Linked DNA regions of Mus musculus: region 1 is linked to region 2. The links are chromatin loops, found by intact Hi-C in ENCODE. Cell type or tissue: left cerebral cortex. All regions are shown on one strand. Each heading gives the region's core, and the rest is flanking DNA. Links, peaks and the distances in the headings are about the cores only.

Evidence for each region. Hi-C counts contacts between places; a loop is a spot of excess contacts. Peaks named below come from ENCODE experiments on the same cell type or tissue, not always from the same donor. Only the 100,000 strongest peaks of a DNase experiment are listed, where the experiment ranks them.
Region 1: it touches region 2 in a loop (3-fold over the local background); 18 of 42 quality-filtered maps call a loop at or near these places.

The regions. Positions count from the first base shown.
Region 1 is chr13:38,996,170-39,011,788 of GRCm38, reverse strand. No RefSeq gene overlaps it. Among named protein-coding and RNA genes, the nearest start is that of 5033403F01Rik, 43 kb to the right of the region's middle. In left cerebral cortex, for the core only: no CTCF peak of the experiment used is centred there; a DNase peak (open chromatin) is centred at 4,945.
Region 2 is chr13:38,682,184-38,699,581 of GRCm38, reverse strand. No RefSeq gene overlaps it. Among named protein-coding and RNA genes, the nearest start is that of Eef1e1, 32 kb to the right of the region's middle. In left cerebral cortex, for the core only: a CTCF peak has its summit at 9,374 (motif pointing left); DNase peaks (open chromatin) are centred at 8,519 and 9,377.

The DNA of each region.
Region 1 (15,619 bases), core at 1,865-9,864, 310 kb before region 2:
GTCCCGGTGTTCTATCCTCTTTTCCAGTGCTTTCCCTTGGCACCCCAGCAAGGGATTTGCTGCTTGTCAATCTTGATCTTCCCCAGCCAGTCTCTGGCTCTCCTGGTCATGAGAACGGTACTCTGTCGTGTCACTTCTTCCTTGGGCACCTGCCTGAGCCACAGGACAAGCCCGGAATTCTCTCTGTGTTCCTATCAACCGCTCACCAAGGAGCCCCTATGATTCTTGTTTGTTGGTACTGTGTTATTTGATGTTTTCCATTTATCAGACGTTCTTGCTATCTATAGCCCATGGTAGTATGGAACATGGCCCAAGTCTCGTGTTCTCAGGCCTCCTGCCCCATCCTCCTGAGGTCAAAGATTAGAGGAATGTGCCAGTACACCCAGCTTTAACATCATACGGACGGCAGCTAATTATAACTTTCATTCATTTCCCCCCTTTTTAATTTTTACAATGTTGGAGTCGCCTACATGCCAGGAAGTATAATCCCAGTTCTCTTCTTTTAAGGTCTCAGTCTGGCTATTATCTAACTAGCTTTAAGCAGGTCTTGAAATTGTGAAATCTTGCTTCGCCCTCCCAGGGAGCTGAGATGACAGGCCTGGACTCCCATGTGCATACATCGTGTTTCTTGGTTTTGATTCATTTGTGCAGACCATCCTGTGTTTTCTATTTTCTGAAGGATATAGTGATTCTTTTAATAGATAAAAATACACGTGTGCTTTCACCTTACATTAAGTTAATGTTTGTGTTTGTATAGTTTGTAAAGATTGAAAGTTGATAGATTTTAAAAATTCTTTATTACTTTAAATGTCAAAGAAAACCCTAAAATCCAGAAGCATATTTCTCTAACTTCCAATTTTATACACAAGTAGTTTTAAAAGAGAGGTTTATATTTTTCGTGAGCCAGCAAGGAAGACTGGGTTTTTAAAGCTCACTAAATCCTAGATTCCAGGTTCTTTATAGCAGAGGATGTAAGGTGGCCCCATGTAGATTACAGCACACTTTCCTAACACGGGATCACTCCTGTATAAATCCCCAAGGCCACCATATCTAAAGACAGGAGCCTGGACTAGATTAGGCCCCAGTGAATTCTACTTAAAATATAGCCTTTGTGAGATTCTGTGCATCTTATGGGACACCACACATTTAATGCAAAATAGACCATCATATGATGAAGATTTTTTTTACTCCTTTTTAAATCACATATTATTCTTATGAATCACCTTCCTTTAACACTCAAAAGCTATAAATATACTGAGACTTCCCAAGGCTTGGCAGTCTTGTTTCCTCATTGGTTGGGAGACATGGTGCCACGTGACAAAACTAGCCACACCCTCCCCTGTGTTTCCCAAGAGCTGTGCTTCAGCCTTTATAACGGGGATCCATCCCATAATCAGCTTCCAAACGCTGACACCATTGCATACACTAGCAAGATTTTGCTGAAAGGACCCAGATATAGCTGTCTCTTGTGAGACTATGCCGGGGCCTAGCAAACACATCCTAGAAGTGGATGCTCACAGTCAGCTATTGGATGGATCACAGGGCCCCCAATGGAGGAGCTAGAGAAAGTACCCAAGGAGCTAAAGGGATCTGCAACCCTATAGGTGGAACAACATTATGAACTAACCAGTACCCCGGAGCTCTTGTCTCTAGCTGCATATGTATCAAAAGATGGCTTAGTCGGCCATCACTGGAAAAAGAGGCCCATTGGACTTGCAAACTTTATATGCCTCAGTACAGGGGAACGCCAGGGCCAAAAAGGGGGAGTGGGTGGGTAGGGGAGTGGGGGGTGGGTATGGGGGACTTTTGGGATAGCATTGGAAATGAAAATGAGGAAAATACCTAATAAAAATATTTTTTTAAAAAAAGAAAGTAGTACAATTGTGGCTGGAAACAGGGAAGCAAGCACCAAAGTAGCCTCCAAAGGAGAAGGAAAAGAGTCGCTTTCAAAATTCAGATTCCTTTATTCATTCACTGCTACGTATTTCACGTTTTTGAAAGCGTTGCCCCTGTTGAGAGACGTGGGGCAAATAAAGCCGCAGAGTAATTCCCACAGTAAGACGTACTGTGTGTTGCAAGCAGCGTGAATGGGAGACATCAGCAGGAAGTGAGACACACAGGAGCCTGAGTGCCTGAGTGCATCCGGGCAGAAGAACGTGTTCCTCCCTAGCAAGACCTGTGTGCCTCCTCAGGGGCTCCATCATCGTCTGATTGTTCTGCTCCTTCCCCTACAAGCTCCCTGCCCTGTCAGCCTCCTGACCCCATGGCCCTGGTTTTAAAAAGTTGTGAGGGAGACTTAGATCAAGTCAAGGTCATGACTGTTTAATGGACTGAATTTTTAATGCATTGATAACTATAGCCCTTGTCATCAAAATCAGCCCAGGGCAAGTATAGCAGAAGCGGCAAGTGGCCTTCAAGATTCCAGCTCCTCTTGCCTCCCGAAAGCAAAAACCGAGTTTTTAGGTAAATACATTGGTCATTGTTTATCTAAACATGGGCATAAGTATAAAGGTGTGTGTGTGGACTCTATGAATTATCATTAAAGGTATAAAATACACCCTTTCCCACTTTCTGGATGATTCTTGATTAATCAGCTAACACTAACCTCTCTCATTTGAATAGCTGTCTTAGTCCCTGACGTCATAGTGGCAGCCAATCAGCAGCCTTGGACTATTTGTCTCAAGAAAGAAATTACCGTGTGTAAACCACATATAGGAAACTCTCGCCTTGGCTGGTACTTGTGATTTTAGGCTTATACAAGCTAGAAAAACAAATCTTCATATGACTGATACATGGGTTCCACGGAAGACCAACCAAGACGCTGCTACTCCTGGTACAATTCACTGGCTGGCTCAATAACGTCTGTCAGTACAACAGAAAGTTCCTATGGAAACAGACCCTGTGTGCTAACAGGTTTCTTGGGTGACGACATCTGTATACATTCAAGTCTGAGGGGCACAGTCCTAAGACCTCTGCCTGCTGCACCCAATCATGCACAGGTCCTGCTGGTATTCTTCTTGGCTGTGAGCAATTTCACAGCAGGATCTTCCTGTTAGGATCAATAACAAGAGTTGGCCTGGGCTGGAGAGATGGCTCAGTGGATAAGAGCACTGACTGCTCTTCCAGAGGTCCTGAGTTCAAGTCCCAGCAACCATGTGGTGGCTCACGACATTCTGTAATGGAATTTGATGCCCTCTCTGGTGTGTCTAAAGACAGCTACAGTGTACTCTCATATACATAAAATAAATAAATCTTAAAAAAAAGAAAAAAGATTTGGCCTTTGGCAAAATATCCAGGTTCTAGTTTCAGATGTTTTAGCCACTAGGAGGTAGCTCTCCATCAAGGTCTATATTTCCCATTTAATAGATGTCAAATAAATAATTACGACCCTAAGTTTTCTGTGTTTCAGAAAGCAAGGAACAGAAATGTCACCAAGTAGTTTTTAACGAGGAAGTACTCCCCTCTCGCTTAGTTTGTAACCATATACAGTACCAGTCTCTTGCAGAAATGGACACACTGTAATCTAGAGGCAAGTTGCCTAATCCCAGGGTGAAACCTTCTCCCCCTGCAGTGATTTCTTTGTAGAGAAAGAAGCAGAGAGCATGTACAAAAGCTGGTTGTATCTTGGAGACATCAGATAAGTTTGGCCCCTGTACTGGCTGGACTTGTGTGTCAACTTGACACAGCTGGAGTTATCACAGAGAAAGGAGCTTCAGGTGAGGAAATGCCTCCATGAGATCCAGCTGTAAGGCAGTTTCTTAATTAGTGATCAAAGCAGGAGGGCCCCTTGTGGGTGGTGCCATCCCTGAGCAAGCTTGGGTTCTATAAGAAAGCAAGCTGAGCAAGCAGGGGGGGGGGGGCAAGCCAGTAAGAAACATCCCTCCAGGGCCACTGCATCAGCTCCTGCTTCCTGACCTGCTTGAGTTCCAGTCCTGACCTCCTTTGGTGATGAACAAGAATGTGGAAGTGTAAGCTGAATAAACCCTTTCCTCCCCAACTTGCTTCTTGGTCATGATGTTTGTGCAGGAATAGAAACCCTGACTGAGACAGTCCCAGTCACATAGCACACCAGAGGTAGAAGTTAGACTCTCCTGGGCCTTGGATGTCAATGGTCCTTCTCTCAGACAAAAAAAAAAAAAAAAAAAAAAAAAAAAAAAAAAAAAAAAAAAAAAAAAAAAAAAGAAGGAAAGAAATGATGGAATAAAATTGAATTGCACCAATTTTGACCCTGCAAAATCTCTTCCAAAGGCTACGTATATGTAAAGGTCCAAAGCTGTGTGGTGTCCATTTCGAACGGATAACCACAGTGTAGAAATGTAGCCCTTCTAGAGACACTGTTTTATTGATATCTTGATCCCCTAATTATTAGAAATAATCATTACCTGAAATTGGCCATGCTTAAAAGTGAGATTTTTAAAGAGCAGCTTCCTGGGGGGACCCCAACATGGTTTTGTTTTCCCGTGCTTTATTTGGGGTTGGTTTATGCCTGCTCTTGTACTGACAATTAGGGGAACTATGGTAGCTCACTCTCCTGCCCAGTGTTCTTAGGGAAGTAGCAGCCCATGAGGCCAAAGACCTGGGAGCTCAGGTTCAGACAAGCCTACATTTATAACTCAAAATTTACAGTATGTTAAATAGACCATCAATTTTTTTCAATGCTTAGCTGTGTGTACTTTAACATGTATCAAATATGATGTTAAAATGTATAGCCTAACAACTTTGACACATGTGCCCCCACCCATAAAACCATCACCACAGTCAAGACAGTGGGTATACCTATTATCCAGCCTGAAGGTTTTCCCATGTTACTATTTAATCCCTATCATTCCCACCACCCCCACGCCACACCACCCTGCTCTCTAACCATGGCTGGCATTGCTTTCTGCCTCTAGTGTGAATTCCCTAGCAACAGCATCACGCCGCTTCTTTCGGGTAGCCGATGGATGGCTCTTAGGATTACCTGTGCTGGTGAAGAATGAGCGACTTGCTCTTCTGCTGTGCAACGCTATTCCACTATAAAACTGTTATAGGAGCTATCCCTTCTCCACGGAGCCAGCCTGCTGCACATCTTCTGATCATACAGATCATATATGCTGGAGCTGAGAAGTCTTTATTCTGTTCCCCATCCCACTTTCATGTCACATGTTTATTCTCATTTGCCAGTATTTGGGTTCTTTCCAGTGGTTGCTATGATGAGTAAGGCTTTGTATCAACATACGCTTTTGTTTCTTTTGATGGCACTTCTGAAAAAATCACACAAATGAATATTTAAATTTCCAAGATACTGCCTAAGTAGTTTCTCATTTTAAACTCACCTAAGAGGAGCATGCCAGATCAAGTTTCACAGCGTTCTCAACGACCCTATTATTCATTCATTTGTTCATTCATTCGATCTTTCAGTGCTGGGAATCAAACCCAGTTCCTCACACATCCCAGGCAAATGGTCCACCGACTGAGCTCATTTCCATCGTCCTAGTATCAGTCTTTCTTTTCACTATGATCTTCATGTAATATTAATATTCCTTTCTTTAATCATTAATGAGGTTTGGCACGTCTTTATATGCTTTGTGCCTGTTTCTTATATCTTTTGAGTAAACCTTTAGCTCTAATCTTTTAGCTTTTTTTAATGGTGTGGCTTGTTCTGTCATGGCTACATTTGGGAGTTCATTCCATGCCTGGCTATAAGTGCTTTGATGCATTCCTTACTTGTAAGTCTACGTGTGCGCAGCCCTAGCCTACTCCGTGCATTCTCTTGACAGTTCCTTTCAAATAAGTTTTATATAATAAAGACCAACTTAGCTGAGTGTTTTTTTTTTCTTGGATTATGCTGTTGATAAGTCTAGTTAGTGGCTACCTCGATTTCACAGACAGTTCCTTCTGTGTCTACCTCTAGGCATTTTGTATTTTTAGATGCTTAATGCCAGGGTGTTTGGGGTGAAGTTTACATGTCACCTTGGGTGGTTGCCCAAATCTCTTGTTGTAGGAACTATCCCATCTCCATTGACCCAGCCCTGCTGGAAATATTTTGATCATATATACTGGTCCCCCGACCCATTCCTTGCCACAGTCAATGCCACAGGGTTTGGCTTACAGTACTTGCCTTTGGAAGATGCTATCCTGCCAAACCGTGTGGCATTGACTATGGAAAGAAATGAGTCTGGGAGCAGAACAAAGATTCCTCAGCTCCAATATATACTTCGCTGTTTTCATCATTGCTCGGGGGCTGCTCTGTGTGATTGCTGACTCTGTACTCATTTCCAAATCAGTTTGTTAAATTCTGCCAAGTGTCTGTGAGGATTTTGAATGAGATTGAATTGGATCTATCCATCAATTTAAAGAAAATGCCATCCTAAGAATATGGCGTTCCCAAGACAAGAACATTGCTCTTCTTTCTCTCAGTTCATTTAGGTTTGAGAACTTCTGTCAACAACACTCCTCTGTTTTCAGGGCATGACATTCAGACCTTTTTTTTTTTTTAACTCCAAATATTTCTTTCACTGTTCATTTGAACACTATTATTTAATTTCTAATTGCTCACTGGGAAACTATAGAAATAAATGTGTATTTTAATCACATCCAGCCTTAGTTTTAATTTTACTTCGCTTTGTCCTGCTTTATGAAAATAGTGAGACCTGTCAACAGACATGAAGCCTCGACAGTGATGACAGCCATAGGTTTTGCATCGGTCTCTTTGTCAGGATAGATAAGCAATATTTTCTTTTTTCCTGGTTTCCTAAAAACTAATCAAGAATCAATGTTTAATTTTTTGAGCCAAATTTGAATCAAGCTTTGTTAAATGCTGACTAAAATGGACTTTTGTCAGGACCACTCCCCTTACTACTCAGCTGAATGGCCCCAAGACACCTGTTGTGGGGGCTTTTATGGACAAAACCACTTCTCACAGACCAAGTAATATCCTGGAATGCTGGTAGTCATAGTTTTGTTTGTAAAAATATAAATCGTATTGGAAAATATGGTGGCCAAATGTTTTTGTCAATGTTTTGTGTTTGTCACTGGCTTTCCCAGTTCTACCAAGACAAGCATATGTTCGTCTAATTTCCTTTCCTTTCTTTGAAGTGGAAGGAGTGGTTTATCTACATGAAGAATTACATGCATTGTGTTCTAACTGTTGCTAACTCTCTGCCTTCCCAGGATCAACTTAAGTTGATCAGGCTATATTATGCTTTCTAAAAATGATTGTGGGTTCTATTTGAAACTTCCCTTAATTCATTTTGTATCTAAGATCATTGAGGGGCATCGGGCTGTAATACATTTTCTTATATTTTGTCTGGAGTTTGAGAGCTGAGTGATGCCTCTCTTCAAGGAAAGATCCGTAAATGGGCTTCCCTTTTCAATTTTCTTCAAGTGTTCTCAGACTTAGTATTGGAAAAAATAGAGCTTTCTTTGTGGGCTGCTTTTTAGTTCCTCATAAATAAATAGATTAATGGGAAAAAAAACCTTTGTTTCCCCATTTCTGCAAAGAATACCCAAAAATCTCACACAAAACACTCAGAATTGTTACCTGTATTAAACATTCAGTAAGGATGAGAACATTGTGTCCCCAGAAATGACGTCTCTTTCCCATTACCAAGAAAATCAATGGAAAGTAATTGATAAACTTTACAAAAAATATAAATATACCATTGCTATTATCCTTTTTACATACACATCCATTGTTCTTTGCTCTGGCCTAAAATTGATGCTTAAGAAATATCAACTAACTGTTTGGCATAATTGTTTCATTTTGTTACCTATGGGGAGAGACTTATGATTTAGTTTGTTTGGGTAAGTTTTTCACCTCTCCACCTTGAAAATGATTATAATAGTGCCTTAGACAATCAGTGTTCTTCTAGCAGTATGTTACACATGAAGAGAACATCAGCCCTAATCATGGATCCCCAACTCCAGTTCAAATTCCTATTATAGGAGACAGTGGACTTACATTTCAGTTACCAGCTTCTTTGGGGCAAGTTCTTTGTATCAAATTCAGACAAATACAGCAAATGGAAAAATGTGATGAAATTTTATTTACTACCTTTAAAAATAATAATTCTACTATCATAATACTTTGATTTATTTGGACTCATCTGTCAGAATATTAGTTCTGTTTTAAAAGTTAATCATATGCTGTACTTTTGCATTTCAGGATATGCCATATTCTTATTCATTACAGTTCCTCTTTTTTTTTTTTAATTTGTGAAATAATCTTGAGCTCAGAGAAAGAGGAAGAGACCACTGCTGGCAACTAACAACTGATTGAGAGCCAGCATGTATTTTGGATGTCTTTTTATGGGGGGAGGGGGTGCCAGCAAGATGCCAGTAGCAAAGACTACTAATTTACAATGGCTGACATGCCTTTTTTTTTTTTAAGTAATAGAAAGAAATAAAGTGGAAAGCTACTCAAGGTGAAATTCACTGTGAAGAATTCATGTTGAAAGTTTTGGAACTTTTCCATGGCAACCAATAGAGAGCACTCTTGAGAGGTAGGCCTTTGGCTTATCTCTAGATTGAACCACATTGTTTATCTAGCACAAAGGTTAAGGCCCTTTCATTTAAATCCCAGTACCAAGATCCTGGCCAATGCTTTCTTTTGCAAGAAACTTGCCTGCCACTTTGATCAAACCATTTGAAATTACTCAGCAAGACTGTCTGTCCTTAACTGAAACTTGCTGTGGTATAGTGGTTCTCATCAGTTGACACAATCCAGAATGACCTGGGAAGAGTCTTCATAGGATTGGGCTATGTGCATGTCTTTGGGGGTTGTCTTCATTGATGGATGTGAGAAGATTCTTTCTACTGTGGGTGGTGTCATTCCCTACACAGGGTGCCCTGAGCTGTGTAACAATGGAAAAACATAACTGAACACAACCGAAAAGGTGAATGAATATGTGTTCATTAATTTCTTTCTGATTTTGACTGTAAATATGACTAGTTATATATGAAGTTTCTGCCTTGATGCCCCCACAAAGATGGATTTGCAATTATAGCATGAAATAAAACTTTTTCTTCCCTAAGTTGCTTTTCATTGGGATATTTGATCATAACAACATAAATGAAACTAGAACATGTGATAATGAAATTAAACTCTGGAGATCACTAATGGGTAAGAACTAATGGAAGACAAAAGTGATAAGCAAGCTGAGTTATCCTTATCAAAGTTTCACAGAAGCAGAATTTTTCGAAGATAATGAATTCCAAAATGGTTAGAATTAAAGCCTTGTACTTAATTTCATCTTAATTTAAAGACTTAATACTTCATAGAGGATTTTGGTTAATGCTATCATTAATTGAAACTAATCTTATGAAACTCCTCCATAATAAAATAAAAACCATAGATTATTATAACTCTGTAAAAGAATTACCAGCATATTGCTTATTTATTTTTCTAAGACAAGCATAAAATACAAAATAAATTAGATACCCAACATAAAATAATGATGTTTTGGAAGTAATGCATTAAGAAAGTACAGGAGTTTTTCAAGAAGTTAAATATTTCCTATAAAGCTTAAAAATAATTTTCATGATTTGTTTAATTTGAAAAGCCACACAGAAGATATTTTAAAACAAAACAAAAAATAAAGACATCCATGCATTAGAAAATCGTTAAGGACAAGTTACAAGAATATCATTAGCCAACCTTTTGAAGATTTATTTATTATTGTTATGTTCCTATGGCTAACATGCTTTTATGCACACCGCATACACGCAGGAGCCCATGGAGGTCAAAAGAAGGCATTGGATACCCTGGAACTGGAGTTACAGATGGTTATGACCCATCGTGAGGGTGCTGAGAACTGAAACTGGGTTCTGTGAAGGAGAAACAAGAGAGCCAAACAAAGTCTCTCCGCCGGGGATATCAGAGGGCATTATTCTCGGAAACTTCTACATCCCCAATGATGAGAAGAAGGGAAGAGAGAGATTAGTTGCAAGAGAAGGGAAGAGAAAGAAAAGCGATGGAAAAAGCACCGTTCTTTGGTTGTAGCAGATGGGAGAGCACCGATGCTTTGGTAGTAAGTAGGTGGAAAAGTCCTCGTCCATCTTTGATACACGGTGGGAAAGCACTGGTCCGTTAGTTGCACGTTGTTCCTCTTTGTCTCTCAACACTTCGAGGTGAGGACATCAATGAGCATCTTGTTATCTCTGTGGCTGGTGAGGAGCCACAAGACTCCCGAGACCTTGCTCTTGTCAACCAACACTTTCGCACAATGTCAGCTCCATGGGTTTTACCACGCCCACTCTTCCACCACCTACTTCCCGCTTCTCTCTTACCCAGAATCCATTTGTCCTTGCTTTCTCTCTTCCTCTCATAAACTGCACTACCTGAGCATGAAAGTAATTGTCTTTGAGGAGGACCCTCTGATAAGAACCGTGCTCTGGACATAAGGAATTGTCCACAAAGGCAGAGTCGTGACTGGCTGTGACCTGGGCGATTGTAAGCATCTGATCTCACTTTTCAATTACTGTTGAGGGGATGCCACTGATGGCTTTCTAATCCTGACACCATCCCTGGTGGAGCAGCGTCTTGAGTCCTGACAATATTTAGACAACAGCTAAACCAGAAACACCGGTTCCTAATCCCAGACAGTCACTGCTTCTTTGACTTCTATCCTTAATGCTTGCCATCTCCTTTTAAGCATCTAGAGCAAGCTGTTCATAGTCAATTTCATATGACTCCTTCAGTCTTGTTAGAGGAAGGACTTGTGAGCTCAGCAAGGAAAAGGAAAGGAGAGGGGAGGGAAGGGAAGGTGAGGGGAGGGGAAGGGGAAGGATAAGGGGAAGGGAAATGGAAATTTGAAAGGAAGTTAGGAAGTAAAAGAGGGAAGGAAGGAGGAAAGGAGAAAGGAAGGAGAAGAAAGAAGACTTTGTGTTACATTGCTTTTCCTCCAATGGATAAGTTGACTTTTTAATTACAGACATGTTCACGTGTGTACATGTGTGTGACCTATATTAGTATGTGTGTGATATGAGCCTAGTGTGTGTGTACATGCCCATGTGTGTATGTGCCCATGCACACTTATGCAGAGGACAAAAGAGGATGTCCAGGCTCTTCCTCCATGAGGCTTATCTCATTCTTTTGAGACTCATTCTCTCACTGAACTGAAGCTCCCCATGTCAGCTAGGCTGATCAGCCAGCTCCCAGGATGCACCTCTCTCCATTTCCCAGCTCCCAGGATGCAACTCTCTCCATTTCCCAACACTGGTGTTACAGGGACAGCCATGCCCACCTTTTACATGGATGTTGGAGACTTGAACTCAGTGGTTTCTGATTTCACAGAAACTCTCTTGTCCAGTGAGCCCTCTCCCTGAACCAATGATAGAATTGTCAAAAGGTGAGTTTTGCAGGCCTAGGTAATTTCCTTTACTACACAGACACAAAAACTTTCCCAAAGTCACACAATTTATGGCAAAACTGAGGGTGCTTTCCCCACTGGCTCTGTAGCTGTCTGTATTCTCAAGCACAAACCACCTGAGTTATGTCTACTCAAAATTTATGACACATAATTTTCAACAACTTAAGCCATATAAGATATATAAGCATGATTTTAGAAAAGTATTTATTAAAATTGACTGAGTTTTAATTACAAAATAATCTTAAAAAAAGAAATACTTCAAGATTGATCATCAGTTGTGTGTGTGTGTATGTAAGAGAGAGAGAGAGAGAGAGAGAGAGAGAGAGAGAGAGAGAGAGAGAGATCTTTCCAAAGAATACACTAATGAATTGACCAGGAGTTGATTGTCAAAAATGTACATGGGTTAGTCCCCATTGACATTTTGGATCCATGAATTCTAAAATTCTAAGAGTCTACATTGCAGTAGGAAATTAAAAAAAAAAATCAACATTGCTGAAAGAGTCAGATCCAACCAATGGACAGAAGCAGCTGACCTCTGCTGTTGAATTGGGGAAGGCTGAAAGAAGCTGAGGAAAAGAGGACCTTGTAGGAGGTCCAGCAGTCTCAATTAATCTGGACCCCTGAGATCTCTCAATCACTGGACCACCAACCAGACAGCATACACCAGCTGATATGAGGCCCCCAGCACACATACAGTAGAGGACTGCTGGTCTGTGCTCATTCAGAGATGATGCACCTAACCCTCAAGAGACTGGAGGCCCCAGGGAATTTAGAGATCAGGTAGGGTGGGGGGTGGGAACATCCATGTGGAGATGGGAGAGGGGGAAGGAAAGGGATGTGGAACAGTTGGACAGGGAAAAAGGGAATAAAATACGGAGTGTAAAAAAAAATAAATAACGTTTTTAAAAAAGAAAAAAGAAGAAAAAGGGAAAAAAATATGTCCATTATATAAAATTTTCACATTTCTGTTTGATTTATTTTACTTTTTATGAAACTATTTCTAGAAGTACAGAGAAGAGAAAGATCTTCACAGGATGCCAAACGTTAGAATGTAGGGGACATAAAGGGGTGTGGCCTTGTTTCGTGCTTGCTTTGTAATTAAGTAAGGTAAACCCCAAACAGCAGCTTCAGAGCAACACACATGCACGATCGTACACACACACACACACACACACACACACACACACACACACACACACACACCTGACATTCACTCTGCATTCCTCAGTCATCACTCACTTAAAGCTTGGCCTCAGGGCAAGTCGAATGAGCTCCACAGTTACCCATCTGGATGTCAGTAAGACGCCTTGACAGGTGCATACTCTTCAGTGCATAAAACAGCTCCGCAAGTAAAAACCAGTTCAAAGACGCCCTTTACAGAAAGTCAGTTCGCTATCTTGACACACACATTACTGAAGCACAGGATTAACGTCTGCATTCCAGGATGATGTCACAGGGAAAGGTTTGTCCTTTCCTTTTCCAGGACTTCTTAGGGTTCTGAATTTGGATTAAATTGATTGCATGTAAAACAAAATAGTCGTCATGATTTTGGAGTATTATTATTCGCGCTTCATAGAATGGCAAACAGGGCAGTAATGAAAAAAAGTTAAGTCTGTCCCATTGCAATAAAAGGAAAGAGGCGCATGGCTGTTCCTTGAGCCATGAACATCACAGACAGAGTTATGGTGTCCGTGTCAGCAATTTATAATAAAAGATATAAGTGGCTCCAACTGAAGCCATAGTAAGACACAAAGGTCTTGCCCTTCCTGGTCAGGAGTTCTGCCCTGTTGAACGTTGAGAACAAAAGATGTTTAAGTACACAGAACCTGGCTTGAATACATTTTTTCCTGTTTATTAGGTTTTTATATTGTTTGAAATGTAGCTCTCTTTCCGAGCCATTTTCTGGCTTCCTGGGTTTAACGAAAAATTACTTTCTTCAAACACTGAATGACTTCACTATCAAAGATATCCATTTCCCATAGATTTCTTACAATAGATACATGGCATTTGTTTTCTCATGTCAGCCTGATGAGAGACTGACGCTAGCTCTAGTTGTCCCTTTGTGCTTCACATTCTCTGTTTTCACACCCTGTTTATCTGGTAGTTGAACCTATTTTCAGTTCCTGCTAATTTACCTGTGGTATTTATATATATATGACGTGTGTGTGTGTGTGTGTGTGTGTGTGTGTGTGTGTGTGTGTGTGTGTGTGTGTGTGTGTTTGTGTGTGTGTGTGTGTGCATCATGGTGTGTGTTGGGGGGAGGGGCTAAGAAGTTGTTTTCCTGAATGATCATTATACATGTTAAGTAGTCGGTTCTTTTGTAATGTTATCCTAGTACACAGATTTTAATGACATAAAAACATCAGCATATTCATTGACTGATGTGATTTGAGAGTTCTTGATACTTACATTTTGTTGAGAAAAGACATTCTATTTGGCAGCGTGTAATAGGTGAGACAAAAAGGGACTTTTCCAAAACAACTGCATTTAGAAATGGTTTCAAAAGAACGGTAAGGCCATATTGCTGGAGGTTTCACCTATTTCTCTATTCTCTGTTTAATTGCTGTGGAGAAAACCTTATGTAAATTACAATGAAGTATCAATGATGACTAAAAATAATTCCTTATACACTCTTCATTAAAACCAGTATCTTCCTTCTTTTCTCAAATTTACTTGCTCAGAACCAAAACTACCAACCTGTCTGCTCTCTCTCTCTCTCCATTTACTTTCCAGTAGAAACTGATAGTCAGCCTTTTTCATGTCCATGGTGTCCTTTCTAATGCATAAAAGTTGAGCAGAAGTTCCAAAGGATTGGGAAGGTGGGAAGTGCTGATCAACAGCTACACAATCGGACAGGAGGGATGAGTTCTGGCATCTCCTGTACAATAGAAACACATAGTTAACAACAATGTACGTCCCGAGGTAACTGGAGTATTCTGAATGCACTCAGCATGACAACCTCCAAGGTGATAGGTATGCGGATTGCATGCTTTCCATATTACATTGTACCAAATAAATATGTGTTGGTATTATATCCATAAGAAAATAAAAGCAATAAGGGGAAATGATCTCCAGCTTCTACTGAGCCAGCTTACTGTGTCATATCAGAACACGGCACAGCCCAGAGTCTCCTCCTAAAGCAGACCTCCCGTGAATCTCATGAGGAGGTGGTTGCTCTTCAACCAGCTTAGTGTCTGACTCGCAGGAGTCCATAAATGATTGCTTTTGAAATATGTGCAAAAAATTCTGAAGCTGATACTTTCGATAACAGTGATCACTCATCTTCTATTTATATTTAAGTAATGTTTTATTAATTCTTTAATAGTTTCATCCAATGTATCTTGATCATATTCATTTCTTCTTCCTAACTTCTTTAAACTCTATCCCACTTTCCTAGCCATCTAACTTATGTACTATTTTTATTCAAACCCAATTTGTGCTTGCCATATACTCCTAGGTGTGAAATCATCTCTTGGAGCATGGTTGACCTACCAGGTACACACTCTTTAAAATACTGAAACTCCTCCTGGCAGCTATTAATGGCTATATGTACTCTGCCCATTCTCTTGGGAATGGGAACACACCCAGTGGTTGACCTACCAAGTGCTCACCCTTAAAGAATACTGACTCTCCTCCCAGCAGTTATCAACTGCCAGCTTTCCAGCTAGAAATGGGACTGCATGTCCACCTCCCCCCTCCTATGCTGGGATTTTTGTCTACCATGAGCTTGTACTGGTCTTGTGCATTCATCCCATCACAACCACTATGAGTTCTTGTGTGCAGCTGCCCTGTTGCTTCCAGAAAAGTTTCTTGTAGTCATCCATCTCTGGCTCTTACAACCTTTCTCCCCTCCCCACCCCCCACGGTGATTCCTGAGCCTTCCAGGCATAAAATGTGGCATAGATGACCCTTAGGGCTAAGTACTCTGAGGTCTTTCATCTCTGTATGTTGACTGATTATGGGTCTGTGTGTTATTCTTCACAAAATGAAAAAAAGGGCTTCTCTGATTTAGTGAGGTGTGAGTGATGTCTCACTAAACACACATATTAGTGATGCAAACCTCCTCCCACCACTGTGTGTGTGTGTGTGTGTGTGTGTGTGTGTGTGTGTGTGTGTGTGTGTGTAGCAGTTTGGTCCAAACTTCTAGGCTTTGATGACCCTTTGGCTTGAGCTTCCCAAGTAATTGCAAGTCCAGACACACGCCATCATGCCTAACTTTAATCTTCAAATTCTAAATGTCATACACTGCACCTAACATTTGTTGTGCC
Region 2 (17,398 bases), core at 4,397-12,396:
ACGCTTACCCCATGACATTGTGGTACAGGTGTCGTGCTGTAGGGAATTCATGGGACACCATTCCAGGGGTGGGAGGGTTCAGTCTGAGGCAAGCTGGGGCTGGCTCAGGGGTCCCCTGGCCTGCAAGGAGACCAGGGCTGAATGGTTCCCTAGCTCTTTAGCACCCAGGCACTGCGGGGAGCAGCAGAAGAGCTGAGAATGGAGTGCCCCACCCCCTGCAGGCTGAATCTAGCCTGGGAGCAGGGGAAAAAGGGGGTACAGTTTTTGGCTTGATGGTGGCAGCAGGCTTGAGCTTGGTGGCAACCGTGGCTGGGAACACAGAGAGTCCTTCTACAGGAGATTAGAAGGGCAGCTCTATAGGTAAAGGCCCTCTCCATGGCTCCCCATGGTGGATCCCAATGAAAAGAGGCAGTCCATGGTTTTAAGGCATTTATTGTCATGGTGGAAAGTAGATGAGTAAAATCATACTCCTGTTTCTCAGGGCGGGCCTGGAGTTAAATACCTTTTGCAGGGAGAAATGTCTGGAAAGGAGAGTTTATTGGCTAAGTCCTCTAGGCCTTTAGGTACTTCATTAAAATAGAGACCTGTTTTGAGTCTACATGACCACAGGTCACATCCTCTACCTGTGGAGAGGTTTGGGGCATTGTCCTTGCATGACTGATGGTCACAAATCTATGGGAAGCCGTGGCTAGCGACAGGAGCCTGGTGCCTGGGAACAGGCGAAACACCTACGGTCCCTTCAGGGTCACCGGGGTTTAGCTCGCCTTAGCTCAACCAGGAACTAGGCTGCATTTCAGGGTCCTACAAGAAACCATGCAGGATCTAACATAGTACAACACACAGGGTTCAAAATGACCAGGAAGACCAGGATGTCTGAGTTCCCAAGATATTCATGAGCGTCTCCTTCCAGCGGGTTTTGGGAGAAATGAGTGGGAGAATGAAAGAGAATTTGAAAATTTTTAATTGACCCAATTTGTCCAAAAGGGACCATTTTTTAAAGAAAAAGAGACCATTATCTTTAGATGTCAAATGGAAGTCTTTCAGAAATCAATGAAAATGGAATTTCTAGAGTAGTGTGCATGTCCTAGTTAAAAGCAATAAGGAAAACTTCATTTTTTTTTAACATTTTCATTATCGTATATGAAATTGGCCTGGTTTTATCAATGAGACAAATTACCGATCCAACACCTCTGCCAAAATTGTTATGCATGAGCATGATAGATATTTAGGGAGTGCGTAAATAAAACCTGTGGGAAACGTTTAGTATTTTTAGCTTAGTGTGGACCCATGCTTGTAATCTAACCACCGAGAAGGCTAAGGTGCAGGGATTGAAAGTTCAGGGCCAGCTAGGCCACATGAGAAGACCTTTCCTCATATAAGAAAGAATTAAACAAAAGGGGCTTAGGAAACGGCTCAGTCGTTAAGGTGTTCACTGCACAAGCAAGCTCTGATGTAAAAGTGGAATGCTGTGCCATGTGTCTGTATCCCCAGCAGTAGGGCTGGAAAACAGAGAGGTATGGAGACACAGAGATTCCTGGAGCTCACTGGTCAGTCAGCCCAGCTGAATTGAAGAGCTCCTGGTTCAATAAGAGATCCTGTCTCAAAAAAGCAAGGTAGTGACAGATTGAGAAGGACACCTAATTTCAACCTCTGGACTCCACAGACACACAAGCATACCCTAAATATAACCAATACATACACAGAGAGAGAGAGGGAAACAGAGGGACACAGAGAGAGACAGAGACAGATTTAAACAAAAAAAAAAATAAGAGATCAAAAAAGAACACTTAGAATCCCCCAAAACAACCCTTCTTTGTGGTCCATCCAAATATTATATCTAGAACAAATTACCATAGTGTAATATTTATGGAGTAGAAGAATTTTCATATTGTAAGAGAAGAACATTATACAAGGTCACATCACCAGCAGTAGCTTTAAGTCTAGCTCTGCACAGTTACCAAACCTGTGCATATTTCACTTCTCAAAGTATTTGTAACAAGGACCTCTACCTTTAAGTCACTGTCGTTTTAAAAGGAAAATCTATAATACAAATTCAAAATTCTATAAATATGGAATACTGTATATAAATACACAACATAATTTCCTTTAAAAGTTACTGTTTTGGTATGTAGGTGAAACATTCCTCCAAAAGGCTGGTATCTTGAAGACATGGTCTCTTACAAGCGATGCCCAAAGGAGAGATTTGGGGAAGTGATTGCATCACGAGAGACCTGATTTCATGGATTGATTTACATTAATGGATTCAAATTTTGACTCTTGAAAGGTCAGAAGCCTTGAGAAGCATGTGTATGAAGGATACATCTTGGTGCTGACCACTGCCTGCCCCTGTACTCTGCCTGCCTCTGGACCACCATAGCATGAACAGTCTTCTTTTCTACATGTCCCTAAAGCCATCTGTCTCTCCTTGAGCCCACAGTAATGGAACCAACCCACCATGAGCTGAAACCGAGCAAACCTAAGCCCTCTCTCCTAAGCTGTTTGTGTCAGATACTCTGTCATGGGACAAAAAAAAAAAAAAAAAAAAAAAAAAAACCAACACAAGTGGGCTAGGAATTTATGAATCAAAAGTTTAGTTCTTCGATTCATTATCTACACATCAGCCATGACAAACTATCAGAGACCAACTGCAGGTAGGGGTTGGTTTATTTTAGTTCGTGGTTTCAGAGATTTTGGTTCTCTGTTGTTTATACTATTGAGTTGGGGCCTGCAGCAAAGCTCATTATCGAAGTGGGATCAGGAGATAGCAAAAGGCGACTTTCTTCCCAGGGACCAGGAAACCAGGAGAGAAGGAAGAAAGGGCCAGGGTTGCCAGCATTCTCTTCTCCTTGCCCCGCCCACACCCCACCCCCCTGCACAGTTACCTGACTTCCTTTTACCAGGCTCTATCTCATCAGGAGTCCACTACCAGGCTCTGTCTCATCAGGAGTCCACTACCTCTCAAAACCTGAGGACCAAACTTTAACACAGGGCCTTTGAAAAGTCCCGCACATTCATGTTCCCGCAGCATCTTTGTAACCTTGGGCATGTAACTTAACTATTTGAGTTCAGTGTCTCCTCTGCTGTAAGGTGACAGAGATAATCCTGACATCACCAGAAATACCCTAAGCACAGTATGTATGAGGAGAATCTCAAGGTGCTCCACCAGTTGTTTCCATCCGGAAGTCTAGAGGAAAAAGAACGGAGGTGGATTGTCGTCTGTGGACACCAGCGACCATCCAAATTGCGGACATGTCTGCTCCAACCAAATGGCACTGCGTTTTCTCAGGCTGTTGAAATGTTTGTTTCCACTCAAAGAGCGGTCCTTTGTTAGATTCTGCTCTCTGCCCTTCAGCGGTGAAGTGAGCAGCAAAGGACGATGTCTTTCCCTAGCTGTTCCACAGCGAAGCACAAAGCACTAGACCAGATCCTGGCTGTGTGTCCCTAGAATCAGAAGTACAGACACAGTCCTTTCCTGGCAATCTCTGAGTGCTCCAGGTACAAGAATGTCCGAGCACAATAGAGCCCTGTTCCTCGAGTGACAGGAAGTGGGCCGAGGGGGAGAACACACACATTTCACAACAGGACAGGGCAGTGTATGGAAACATCGATGTTCCTGTTGATTGAGCCTCAGCTAACAGGAAAGTGAGTTTATTTGATCATAGTTCACTGTGGAAAAACATCCTCTCACTACACTTCACATCACATCAAACTGACGATTAAAATAAAATGGTTGCACAGATAATGTGAACCAAGCCTGAACCATTGTAAATATTTGTCACTTTTCTCAGGATGTCACGTACTGCCTGTTGGCTAGAATGCTGTCAGCCAGTGTTAATAGCATTAAAAAAAAAAAAAAAAGGACAAGAAGAGTTCTTTACATACTTTTTAGAAAGGCATACTTGAGGTTAAATGAAGAAGTCATTTTTCTTTAAAGAAAGTGAATCCTCAAACACGAGACTACGGAGTCCACCTGATTTGTATCTCCTAGCTACACTGCTTCTCAGTGTGTTAGAGAACACACGCCTTACTCCAGCATGCACGTAACATCTTGCCATTTAGTGCACATTTTCAAATTAAAATGAAAGAGCCATCTTAGGAACGTCAATGTAAATAATGTTGTCTGAGGTTAAAGTGACGGCCATTGCTCTTTCAAGAGGCAGATTTTCCTAGAAGATGGATCTGAATTGAAAAGCTGTGTGAATAAAAGAACAATCACAATTTTAAATAAGAGCACTGCAACAGAGTTACTAATAAGGGCTGGGGAGTTAGCTCAGTGGTAAAGCATCAGTCTGCAAAGGTCTAGGTTCCAGCCCATTGCATCGAGTGTACACACACAAAAGGAAACAAACTCCCGATGAGTCTATGTAACATCTCCAGAAAGCAGAGCATGACGGTGATGGTTTTACTCACCACACATAGCCCCTGGACAAAGATGTGATTGTCAGGATACCTTTCCTTATTTACTGATTTTTATCTGAAACCCATATCTTAAAAAAAAAAATCAATTATTTTCCCAAAGTACTGTGCCCACTAAAGTGGGAGGTGTTTAAAAAGAACTAGATTCTGTCTTAAGCCTATGTCGGTCATTACTCCTCAGAATAAATCATCTCCTAAAAGCTAAATGCTGAAAACATGAACGTGTAGGGAGGCGAAGCCGGCAGAAATGGAGGGGAAGGGTGCTCATCCTTAGGTGACTGAGAAGAAATTTCCTTAAAGTGATATCTCGATCCCTGAATGCCAACTTCTCCAATTTCAAAGACTACCCTACTGCTGAAAGAATTAAATAGTTCCCGAGAGAGGCACATGCAATCTAGTGTCTATTTCTTCGTAGTTCTGCTTAAACAAGTGACTAAAGAATTCACGTAGCTCCATCTCACTAAATGTCACTTTTGATGAGTTGGGCAAGAAAACCAGAAGGAACCAGAAAGAACACTTGGATCATATATGATCCAGGGTCATCCCAGATGAAGCGGAATGTCCTCTCCGTTCCTCAGAGCTATATTCTTAACACCAAGAACAGAGCTACTGGATGTCCGGGGTGATCACTGGCTAGCTTCGTCAACAAATATCAGGTGGCCGTCATTTATACTCTAACCAAACAGCCAGGATAAACATGAATTAGCCAACGAAGGAACTGAGTGAGACTGAGAAGTTGAGTCCCCAGATTCACACGGGAACTTTGTGGAAGAAGGGAAGCTCATTATGTCCACAGCCCCAACACCTTGTTCTCCAGGTGCCCTGCCAACACTTCAGGGGCTTCCAGGTCACCTTCAATGATGTATGTAGCTTGGTCACCTCTCTCAACATGATGTACCACCACAATTTTACCACCTCAGAAACTGTAAGCTGGAAGTGTTTTACGTAAACTAAGAAGAAACCACTGCTAACTCAGGCCACGATGTCTCCTTCTTCCAGACCACCCTCTCCTCTTCACTGAAAGAGCTTCATTTGATCCATTAGGCACAGCTTTGTGTGTATCATACATGCCCTTGAGTGTGTGTTCAAAGGCAGGAAATTGATTAAGAGAACCGAAAACGTTTGCATTGAATTCTACCTGTCTGGATCAGTTTTTGATGTCATCACAGTTAGCTTACGATTGCATGGTTACACGCGTCACTTTTGCTCTCTTAGTGTCATTAATCATGCAGCACTTCTTCAAGAGACCACAACCTCACAGGCGAGGGGCTGAGCGGGCCTGACAGACTCCAGATTGCAGAAAGATGCTGCACCCTTTGGGGATATCACTGTTCCCACTTCGGTCTCAGCCATTTGCTCAAAGAGATCAAAGGACTGCTTCATATTGTCACTGGAACTTTCTTTCAAGCACTCAGTGAGCATCGGAAATTGTTTATATCTCATGTGGTGATCACTACAGATCAACAGTGGTGTAAGATGCATTCAACTATCAGAGAGTTTTCAATGTGTTTGCTTTTGGAATTGATAAAAAGCAATGCCCATCGATCTGTTACCTGTGCTCTGTGTCTTCCCACAGAATGCAAGGGCAGGAATGTTATTTGGTGTCTTTGCTACGTTGTCTCCAGTCCCAAAGAGACCTGAAATGACCCAGGCAATCAACTCACACTTAACAAAAATATGATTAAATTAATTCATAAAGTCCAGTAAGTTTCTAATGTGAGGGCTTTTGTTGGCAGTTAAAATTTTCTTCTCCAGGCTAGGGATACACTATAAAATGCTTACATCATGTTCACAGGCCCTGAATTCAATACTCAGTACTAAAAATAAAAGCATGAAATGAAGTTTTATTTTCTTTGTTTAAAAAAAAGTATTTAGAAGTTTGGGGTATATCTCAGTGATAGAGTATACACTTAGCTGTAGAAACAATCTTTCTCTCTCTCTCTTCCTCTCTCTCTCTTTCTCTCTCTCTCCCTCTCTCTCTTTCATAAGCAGAGATAGACAGACATAGAGAAAACAGAAAATAGGGTCAAGAAGATGGCTCCATTAGTAACATGTTTTCTTTGCGCACACATAGTGACCTTAGTTTGATCCCCAAGAAATCACATAAGTATCTGGGCTTGGTAACATTTCTGTACTCAGCACTAGGGAGTCAGAGACAAGAATGATCTCTGAAACTTGGATCAATGAACTCTAAGTCCAGTGGGAGACCCTGGCTCAATAAATAAGATGTAAAGTGATTGAGAAAGGTGCCTGATATCAACTTCTGGCCTCTACATGTGTGTGTGTGTGCACATACCACACACACACACACATATGTAAACCTGAACACACTTGTACAAACATACAAACACATACACAAAAAAGTAAACTAAAAAGTATGCTTTTAAAAAATGCTATAGTATAATATCTTTCTTGTAAAGTGTGTTAATAACTAGGAAGAAATAAAGTGACCAAGCAGTTTTGAGGTGGATCTCTGAGTTCAAGGACAGCCTGGTCTACAGAGTAAGTTTCCAGGAAATCCAGAGCTACACAGAGAAACTCTGTATCAAAAACAAACAATAAAAGTTAAACAAACAAAAAGAAAGATAAAGAAAAGAAAAACACCTCTATTATTTACCTTTATTTTCTAAGACAAACTTGTTGTTTATTATTTACTTTTTTAAAGATTTATTTATTTAATGTATGCATATGGATATGCTCTAGCTGTACAGATGGCTGTGAGCCTTCATGTGGTTGTTGGGAATTAAACTTTTAGGACTTCTGCTTGCTCCAGTCAACTCCCCCTCACTCTGGCCCAAAGATGTATTTATTATTACACACAAGTACACTGTAGCAGTCTTCAGACAAGGCATCAGATCTCATTTTGGGTGGTTGTGAGTCACTATGTGGTTGCTGGGATTTGAACTCAGGACCTTCAGAAGAGCAGTCAGTGCTTTACCTGCTGAGACATCTCACCAGCCCATTGATTATTTATAATAAGGTCATATTATCTGCATGTAATTAAAATTAATCTGCCTTACTTTTTATGTATCAATAGGTGAAAACTCCATATTGCAGCCTATCAGTTTATTTTTGCATTGAGTAAATTGAGAAAATTTGCTCTTCAGTAAGCAAATTTTCAAGCATGTTGGTATTACAGAGTCTTTAAAATGCTCTCTATGGCCCTAAGGTAAATGCAGGGTGACCAAGTTAGCATGCATTGGGCTCAAATGCAAGCCCCCCACAAACCACAGGCTTGGGCGATGTTCTCCCAAGTCATGTCCTATGCAGAGAGCCTTCCCAGGCATGTGCAGAAACTCTCTTTGATCTCATGATTCTGATTATGGGGCACTGTGGGCTTGTGGCTCCTCTATCTTGTTTTACACAACTCAAAGTCACACAGCCAAGCTAAGAAAATAGGAGGCCAGCTACCTAGTCAGCATCTCAGATGGCTCACCTTCAGTCTAGACTGGGGAAGATTGCTTTACTAGTTATGTGTTTGTCATTGCATCAAACTATCCGACAGAAGCAACTTAAGGGAGGAAAGATGCATTTGGCTCATGGGATTTTGGTGCATCTGATCGAGGCAGGCATGGCAGGAGGAGCAATTCCATCTGTGGGGGCAGACGTGCTAAGGGGCCACATCATGGGGGACCACGAAGGACTATACCTGTCCAGCATCCATCAGGAATGTCTCACTTCTGCCAATCAAGCTTCACCAGAGCTTTCCCTGCTAGAAGTTAGAAAACCAAACATTCAAAAGAGGAACCCATAGAGGACATTTCACATTCAAACCTTAACAAGTGGAGGCTTTTGCTCCCCAAAGCCCACGTGCTGAAGGTAACATGCCTAGGACCTCGGAAGGAGGCTGTGTTTACAAAGGGTCTTTAAAGAGAGACTTGAGCTAAAGCCAGGCGCTAGTGTAGGCTTCAATCAGAATTGACAGCATCTGTGTAAAATGGAGTTAGGATCAGACACACATAGAAGGAAAGCCATGTGAGGGCATGGGAAGGAGATGGCCACTTATAAGCCAAGGAGAAACTAACGCTGCTGGCATCTTGATCTTGGATTCTCTGAGACTACAAGGAAATCGCTGTTCTGTTTAATCCACCATCTGTGTATGTGGTACTCTGCTATGCCACCCACGATGACTGTTAGAGAGACTAACATGAAGGCAAAGAGAGTCTCTGCTCGTGCCTGGGAAGGCTCTCTACAGACCACATAACTTGGGAGAACATAGCTCTCTATTAGACACCATTAGTGATCGAAGTCAGCAGTACCCTTCTTTTAACAGATTTTAAACACCAAAGGTTTATCTGGTTCCCCACGACCTGTGACTAACGTGGCTTACAGTAGAGGTCAAATAAGGAGGCAGAAAAATTCTCTATCAAACATCAGTTTCAAAAGTCTTAGCTATGCTTTCAAGTTCCTTGCCCACCAAAGCCTCCACAGTTGCTAGAATTCAGGACTGGAATTCAAAGTCTAACCATATCTCTTCTTATGACCCAAGTAGATTATAGGCAGGCAACAGAAGACAGAAATAAGATGCCTGGAAAATACAGCACATTGTTAATCAGCCCTTCTACAATGATTCTGAGCTTGTGGCATCTAACAAGATGGAAAGGAAAGTGTGTATATAGCAGAGGAAAAGGAAACCGGTAAACTATTAGCCTGACACTCTCTGCTTGCTAAACATAGATAATAGATTCATTACCTCAGCCCCCGGCCCCTTCCTCAGCAGTATGGGTTTGATTGTCCTCTTGCCTACAGGTAATTCTCCATCAAAATTAAATCTGTCAGCCAGTCCTCAATTTTATAAACTACTCGGGCAGGGGAAGAGATGGGGTCAGGCAGCTGTGGGGAGGAAAGAGGTTATCTTTCTCAGGGCTACAACACCAAGCCCAAGTTGGTTTTTATTTTTTATTTTTTTAACCTGGCTGTGGCTGTATTCATGGTCCCATAGTGACATCAGCTGGTCAGATTCCCCAATAGCAGCCTCTGAGAAGAGGAAATGGCTCAGAGCTCTCTGGAATTTGCCTTTTCTGATAGAAATATGTGCTACAGGAGGCTCAGACAGTCCCATGTGTGTGACAAGTCCCTGGCAGATACATACCTGCACAGATATCGGGCTTTTAGTGTCTACTTTGGTCTTCAAAACGTATCATTGTTGCTAATGCTTCGTTGTCAACCGACAGATTTCTCCAGTACAACAGTACACCCATGTCTCCCGGAGTTAGGACGAGGTGCCCTCCCACATCGCCAGAAAATGCAGTTGTGAGAGAGACAGCAAGGCCTGGGGTTTAGTCTGTGCACAATAGGTGAAGAAAGCCAAAACATAGAAACAAAGAAAGCCAAAACCTATCTAGACCTTTCCTTTAATTTGGGGGCTATTTGAGCTCCAGAGCCTCTTTCTTGCACAAACTCAAAAAGGGGTCCTAAGAATTTCTTTACAAACACATTCACTTTTGCTTCTGATATTGTACTCATAATCATACGTTTTCTTGAAGAGGATCCCTCAGATTATGCAAGCTTCAGATTTAAAAAAAAAAATAAATAGTGAGATTCATGCCTATGACACTGTATGGCCTGGGGTAGCTATTAGATGGATGCTCTGTCCAGGACTGTACTAGGTACTATGGATTACATGCAGAAAATAACCTTCTAGAGATATCCTGATTCATTAAGAAGCCGTAGAAGCCCATGAAACAATTAGGATTTAAGTAGTGGCCAAACTGAATGGTTAGGATGAGAGACCTAATAACCTGAAAACTCAAGAGACAAAGATAACAGAGGTTATTAAAGAATTGGGAAGCAGGCATAGTGATGCACTACCTACAATCCCAGCCCTTGGAGATGATACAGGAAGACTGGGAGCTCAAGGTTGTCTTCACTACAAATTTAGCGAGGCCAGGCTAGGCCATGAGAAATTGTCTTAAAAATACATACTATCAAATAAAATGCAACCATAAAATTACGATCAAGTAAGAAGAAGCATTTAATCAGGAAGCGCATGCATGGGAGCCACAGAATGCTGGGAAGAGGCCATCTTGAATGAACACGTACAGAGCGACTTGGGGGAAGCCAGGCTGCATGCGAGGAAGCCGTGAGCACTTTGGGCAAAACGAGATGTGACTAGAATTATTGAGAACCAGAAAAGCCTCAAGAATTTGGAGCTGAATCAGCCATCTCAAGGGTGAATGACCTCGAGAATGACCAGCGGCGCTGGACACAATCCCTGTGATTTCCTAACAACTGGCCAGTAGCAGCATCAACACTGCAGAGCTAAGGGAGACCAATCCAGTAGGGGTAGTGGGACAATGTCCTGGCCGCTCTCTTCGGCTTTAGCATGAGCACCAGGTGTCCAGGTGGCCACAACTAAAGCATCAGATTATTACTCCTCCTGCTGTGCAGCAGAGTCGCTAGGCACAGTGACCGGCAGCCTTCAGGAAGGGTCTGCAGGTCCCGCCTACAGTGTCTGTGGAGCATAGTTCTAACTCATTCACCATGCTCACTCCCCTTACACTGCTTTCAAACTGCTCAGATCTTAGAACAGTGGGCATTCCCAGTCTTCAAATACCTATAATATGTGCTGTGTCATTTTAAAATTTGTTTTACTGTGCTGTGGTGTGTGTGTGTGTGTGTGTGTGTGTGTGTGTGTGTGTGTGTGTGTGTGTGTACACGCGCGCGTGTGCGCGAGCGCGTAGGTATGTATGAGTGCAGATACCTACATAGTCCAGAAGAGAATATTGGATCCTCTAGAGCTGGAGTTAGAGGCTGTTTGGCCACATGGGCACTGGGAACCAATCTTGGGTCCTCTGGAAAAGCAGTATGCACTCTTAACAACTGAGCCATCTCTCCATCCCCAGCTTCTAATATTTATAAGTAACCCCATGTCCTACAGATTAAAGGTAAATAAGACCTTACATGTCAGCATATCAAGATTTTTAAATAGTCCCTAAAAAGTATAACTGCCTCCTATAATAGCCCCTTGAATGGCTAGGATTCCCTGTGAATGGGTCCAATGCCACATGAAACATTCTTAAAGTCGGAAGTTATAACCCATTTTCTAGTCTAACCTGGTGTTCTGGTTAGGTTTTGTTGACTTGACAAAGACTGTAGTCATCAGGGTAAGGGGGGACTCAAATGAGATATTGCCTCCATCAGACTGGTTGTCTTAGTCATGGTTCTATTGCCTTGACAAGACAGCACAACCAAGGCAACTCTTACAAAAAGAAAACATTCAACTGGGGATTGGCTTACCATTTCAGAGAGTTAGTCCATGATCACCACGGTGGGAACCAAACAGGCATGGTGCTGTAACAGAAGCAGAGAGAGAGAGAGAGAGAGAGAGAGAGAGAGAGAGAGAGAGGCTAGGCCTGGTGAGGGCTTTTGAAACCTCAAAGCTCACCCCTAGTAACACACTTCCCCCAACACCTCCTGCAGCAAACACACCTTCTAATCCTTCCAGTCTATCAGCAGAAGACTAAGCATGATAAGCCAATAGGAGGCGCTCTCATTCAAACAACCACATGTCTGTGATTCATTTGCATGATTTTTAATGCTGGAAGGCTCATCCCAGAGTAGGTGAAGCCATTCCTGGTCACACAATCCTGGATTATATAAGAAAGAAGGCTGAACAAGCAAGCCATTGGGAGCAAGCCAATAAACAGTGTTCCTCATGGTCTCTGCTTCGGTTCCTGTCTTGAGGTCCTATCTTGACTTCCTCTAGGGATGGACTAGAAGCATTATCCAAACAAACCCTTTCTACTACAAGGTGGCTTGGATCAGTGTTTTTATCACAACACCAAAGAAGCAAACTAACACACCTAGCGCACAGCCATTGCTCAGCGCATACGGGGATGTCTGCTGTGTGGATAGATGGATCTCGAATAGTTCAAACATAATGAAAAGATGAGAATCCTCACGAGATAGTTCTGATAAGAGTGGACCCATCTAGAGTCAGGACCAAGATCACAAAGACTTTGAGCAAACAGGACCAACAGGAGAGGACAACCATCAAATGATGGCGGAGAAGACCGGATGCTCCTAAGGGAGGATTGCTGAAGACAAACTTCCCTTCTCTCTTGGCTTGGGTACCAGTCCTAACAACAACCAAGGCCCTGGATAAAGCTATAGCATCATCAGACCACCTCTCAGGCCCACGGTGCTGTGGAGAATGCATTAGTAGGTCCACACCCAGTACTCAGCACACAGTGGGACAGTGTAGGCTGACCCATCCCATTAAACCTTCACCTGCCGGGCTCTATTCTCTATGTATTCTGTATGTATAGTCAGGCTTTACATCCGGAGTCAAGCAACTTCAAATTGAATATATTCAAAATAAAATGACTGAGTTTGTACATGTACTAGTTTTTATCTTGTCATAAATTTCTAACCAATAAGATATGACAAGTACTCATAAAGCATTTGCCTGGCATTAGATATTACAAGTAATCTAGAGGCAGTTTAAAACGCACAGAGGTTATGTAAACATTACACCTTAAAGGACTTGTTTGTCTCTGGATTTGGGTTCCTAGGCAGTCGCAATGCCAGGAGCCAATGCCCTTTGGATACCAGGAGACAACTATATTAACTCCTTTCATCCTTATGATTCTTACTATTTCAGAACTATCCCACTGTACAGGTGGGGGGGGGGGAAACCCTAAACGCAGAGATGGGAAGTCACTTGCTCTGGGCTCCATTCCTAGCAAATATCAAGAATAATGTGAAGTAAGATAAGCCAGATGTCAAAAGGTATCTCTTAGCTAGAGAATGGATAAAAGTGTGGCATGTACATACACAGGGACACTAATCAGCAGTGAGAAGGAACATAGTAATAATACATGGGACAGCATAGGTGGAACGCAGAGAAATTTTGGGGAGAGGAAAAAACCCATAGATTTCTTATTATTTTAGTTTAGTCAGATTCTAGACAACTTGAATGTCTAGTGACAGAAAGCAGATCATTTATGGCCTGGGGAGAGACATGGAGGGTGGGGTAGGGGGTAGAGAAGGAGAGTTTGGGAGTGATGAGCAAGTTCATTATCTTGATTGTGGTGATGGCTTCATGGGCATATTCATATGTCAAAACACATCAGATCGCACCGTCTAAATATATAAAATGCAGTGGATGTCGTTAGCCCTCAACAAAATATTAGAAATGTTCTAAAGGGTTCTTGGCATGTGATGGTTTTGTGAAAGTTTCGACAGCAGGAAAAAAAAAAATGACTGGGGTCGGAAGTCCATGCAGGTGACTGGTTCCTCCTGGGATGAGTAACTGAGAGGTTACCAAAGGGATGCGTGTTGCCTCCCCACCCCAGGCCCTGCTGTCTAGACAGGGTTGCTTTGCTTCTGGAAGTTCATTGTGATGAATGTTTACAGTGAATACACCTTCACATGCATATGCTCTCCGGCAATAAAAAGATTTTAGGAGCTGGAGAGATGGCTCGGTGGCTGAGAGAACTTGCTACTCTTACAGAGGACTGGGGTTTGGTTTCCAGCATCTGTATGGTGACTGACAACCATCTGGAACTCCAGTCCTAGGGAATCCAAAATCCTCTTTCAGCCTCCTTAGGTACACACATAGTACACAGACATGCAGGCAGGCAGAACACCCATACCTCTAAAATAAAAAATAAATAAAGAAAAGAAAATTTAAAAAACAAACAAACAAGAAATGGAAGCCTGGTAGTGGGGGGACACATTTAATGCCAGTACTCAGAAGGCAGAAGCAGGCTGGTCTTTTTGATTTCGAGGCCAGCCTGACCTAGTCTATAGAGAGAGTTCCAGGACAGCTAGGACTACACAGAGAAGCCTTGTCTCAAAAAAACAAAATGGAAGGAAGGAAGGAAGGAAGGAAGGGAGGGAGGGAGGGAGGGAGGGAGGGAGGGAGGGAGGGAGGGAGGGAGGGAGGGAGGGAAGAGAGGGGAAGGAAGAGAAGGAGGGTGGAAGGAAATTTTCTAGACAGTTTTTTTTTTCATTTTTCTTTTTTTTTTAATTAGATATTTTGTTATTTACATTTCAAATGTTATCTCCTTTCCTGGTTTCCCCCTCTGAACACCCCCTATACCCTCCCCTCTCCCCCTGCTCACCAACCACCTACTTCTACTTCCTAGTCCTAGCATTCCCCTACACTGGGGCATCGATCCTTCACAGGACCAAGGCTCTCCTACCATTGATGACTGAGAAGGTCATCCTCTGCTACATATGCAGGTAGAGCCATGGGTCCCTCCATGTGTACTCTTTGGTTGGTGATTTAGTTCCTGGGAGCTCTGTGGGTACTGGTTGGTTGATGCTGTTGTTCCTCCTATGGAGTTGCAAACCCCTTCAGCTTTATGGGTCCTTTCTCTAGCTCCTCCATTGGGGACCCTGTGCTCAGACCAATGGAAAGCAACCACCTCTGAATTTGCAGGCTCTGTTGGTTGCTCTTTTGTCCTATTGACAATGTCCTTTGCCTTACAGAAGCTTTTCAATTTTATGAGGTCCCACTTGTCAATTCTTGATCTTATAGCATAAGCTATTGGTGTTCTGTTCAGGAAATTTTCCCCCTGTGCCCATGTGCACAAGGCTCTTACCCACTTTCTTCTCTATTAGTTTCAATGTATCTGGTTTTAAGTGGAGGTCCTCTAAACCACCACTTTTACAATTCAGTGTTTTTTAAGAGAAAACTCTATTTCCGTTGACTGGTTAACATATGAGCATCATGTACATGTATGCATATTTTTATGCATGTGTGTATGTGTGGTGTGTGTCGAATGCCCAAGTTAGGGCTGGGAGATACATGCACAGAGACATGTTTATAACTCCCCCCACCTTGTTCTATAGATAGGATCTCTCACTAACCTCAGTAAGGCTGACAACCAGTGACCCCAGGAAGAGTCCTGTCTGTGTTCCCTATAACTCTGCAGCACTGGGATTAATGCATGACAGCTGTTTGCATGGGTACTGAAGATCTGAACTCAGGGGCTCACACAACTTACAAAAGAAAGTGTCTCACTGCTTCCAAAGGGGGAGTCCATGGTCATCATGGCAGGGGCCACAGCAACAGGCAGGCAGGCATGGTAGAGCAGTATCAGAGCTTACATCCAATCCACAACCACAAGGGAGAGAGACAGAGAGGGAAGAGGGGGAGGAGAGGGGAGGGGAGGGGAGAGGGGAGGGGAGAGGGGAGGGGAGGGGAGAGAGGAGAGGAGAGGGGAGGGGGAGGGGGAGGGGGAGGGGAAGTCTGAGGAAAACTTTTGAGGGTTGGTTCTTCCCTTCCACAGTGTGGGTCCCAAGGATCAAACTCTCTCAAATCATCAGCCTTAGTGGCAAATGTTTTTACCCACTGAGCCATCTCACTGGCCCTCTTTTGAGTTTTTAAAAATAATCTCTGCGATATAATTAAAATGCTGAGCTCTGCCGTTTAAATCTTACAATTTGATAGGCAGCGATCATAAAACCATCACCACCATCAGCAAAATGAACACACGAATCCTATAGCAGTCGTTGCCCGAGTCTTTGTCACAAAGATGACACATCACTTCCCTTGCTGTGACAGACTTAATGTCTGCCTTCCTGATGAGTCTATTGAAACCTCAGCATCTGTCCCATGATGGTTCACGTATTTAACCAGTTAGGTGCCGTGATAATTAACCTCATCAGCTATTTGATATTTGGAAACAAGCTCTATAGGTATGCTTGTGAGGGAGTTTCCGCTTTGGGTCAGTTGAGTTGGGAATGCCTATGATAAATATGAGCAACAATCTTCCATGACCTAGAGTCCTGGACTGAATAAGCAGGAAAGCTAAGGACCAGCATGTACTGCTTCCTACATCCTGACTGTGGACACACTATGACAAGCCTTGCTCTCTGCCACTGTGCCTTCCTTGCCATGATGGGCAGTACCTTCAAACCAAAACCAAATCAAACCCTCCCTCCCTCCCTCCCTCCCTCCCTCCCTCCCTCCCTCCCTCCCCCTTCCTTTCTTCTTTAAGTTGTTTTCGCTGGGGTATTTGTTCACAACAATGAGAAAACTAAGTAATAACACTATCTTCAAAAAAGGCAGCTGTTTGCAAGGGCATGTGGTTAAGACTCCCTGGCAAGAGGACTTAAAATCCATAATGACTGAGGTTCACCTTAGTCCCATCCTCACAAATGCTACTAAGTTTCTTCCTATGGAAGGCCTCTGATTTATGACGTCTGTGCTTTGTCTCTTGACTCCAACCACACTGATCCAGTTTGGCATGGGGGAAAGTTGAAGAACTAGGTTGTTGTTCCTTTCTATCGTTTTTCCTAAACACAGATTTCCCATACAGCAGATTTTTCCATTCCTAGGAGGGCTGGACAAAAAAAAACCATTGCAAACTTTTCCTTTCAGATCAAACAAAGGTTGCTAAGTATGCTGCAGAGGTATAAAGGGAAAGTGAATACGTTTCTTGTAAAACTTTCTCACTGTGTTTGAACAGGCAGATCTGTAGTGCCCTGGCCCAAGGCTTCACCACTGCATGTCAGAAGAGTGATGTGCAGATAGCTTGTCACTCTCACTGTGGGTCATCCAATCACAAGACACAGCTTTCTGGGAAGAGTTAGAAAGGGATGACCCTGAAAGAGACCCATCTACACCTGGAGCTGCTTTTAATGATGGGTCCCTAGACATTGAAAAGGAGCCTAAAACCAAACAGAAAGCAGCTTCAGGGCAAATGTATTACACATCTCAGCCTCATCGGCCTTGCTATGGCCACAAGGTATATGCTACAGCAGATTGCATTCTGTTTTTGTTTTGGTTTTTTTTTAATGGCTGCAGTTACTCTTTTAGCCTTATGTGCTCTTCTAGGGCCTTCTCTCTCCCTTCTTCTTGATACTGAGCGGTCTTGATAAATAGGACATGATAGAAATGTCACTGTGAGACTTTGCAGTCTGGGCCAGTTTAGAAGTCAATTTTTCCAAGTGTCATTGAACTGTATAAAAGCTGCAACTCTCCTTGTGCAGAAAGCTTTAAGATCCCTCCACCAGGAAAAAGGGG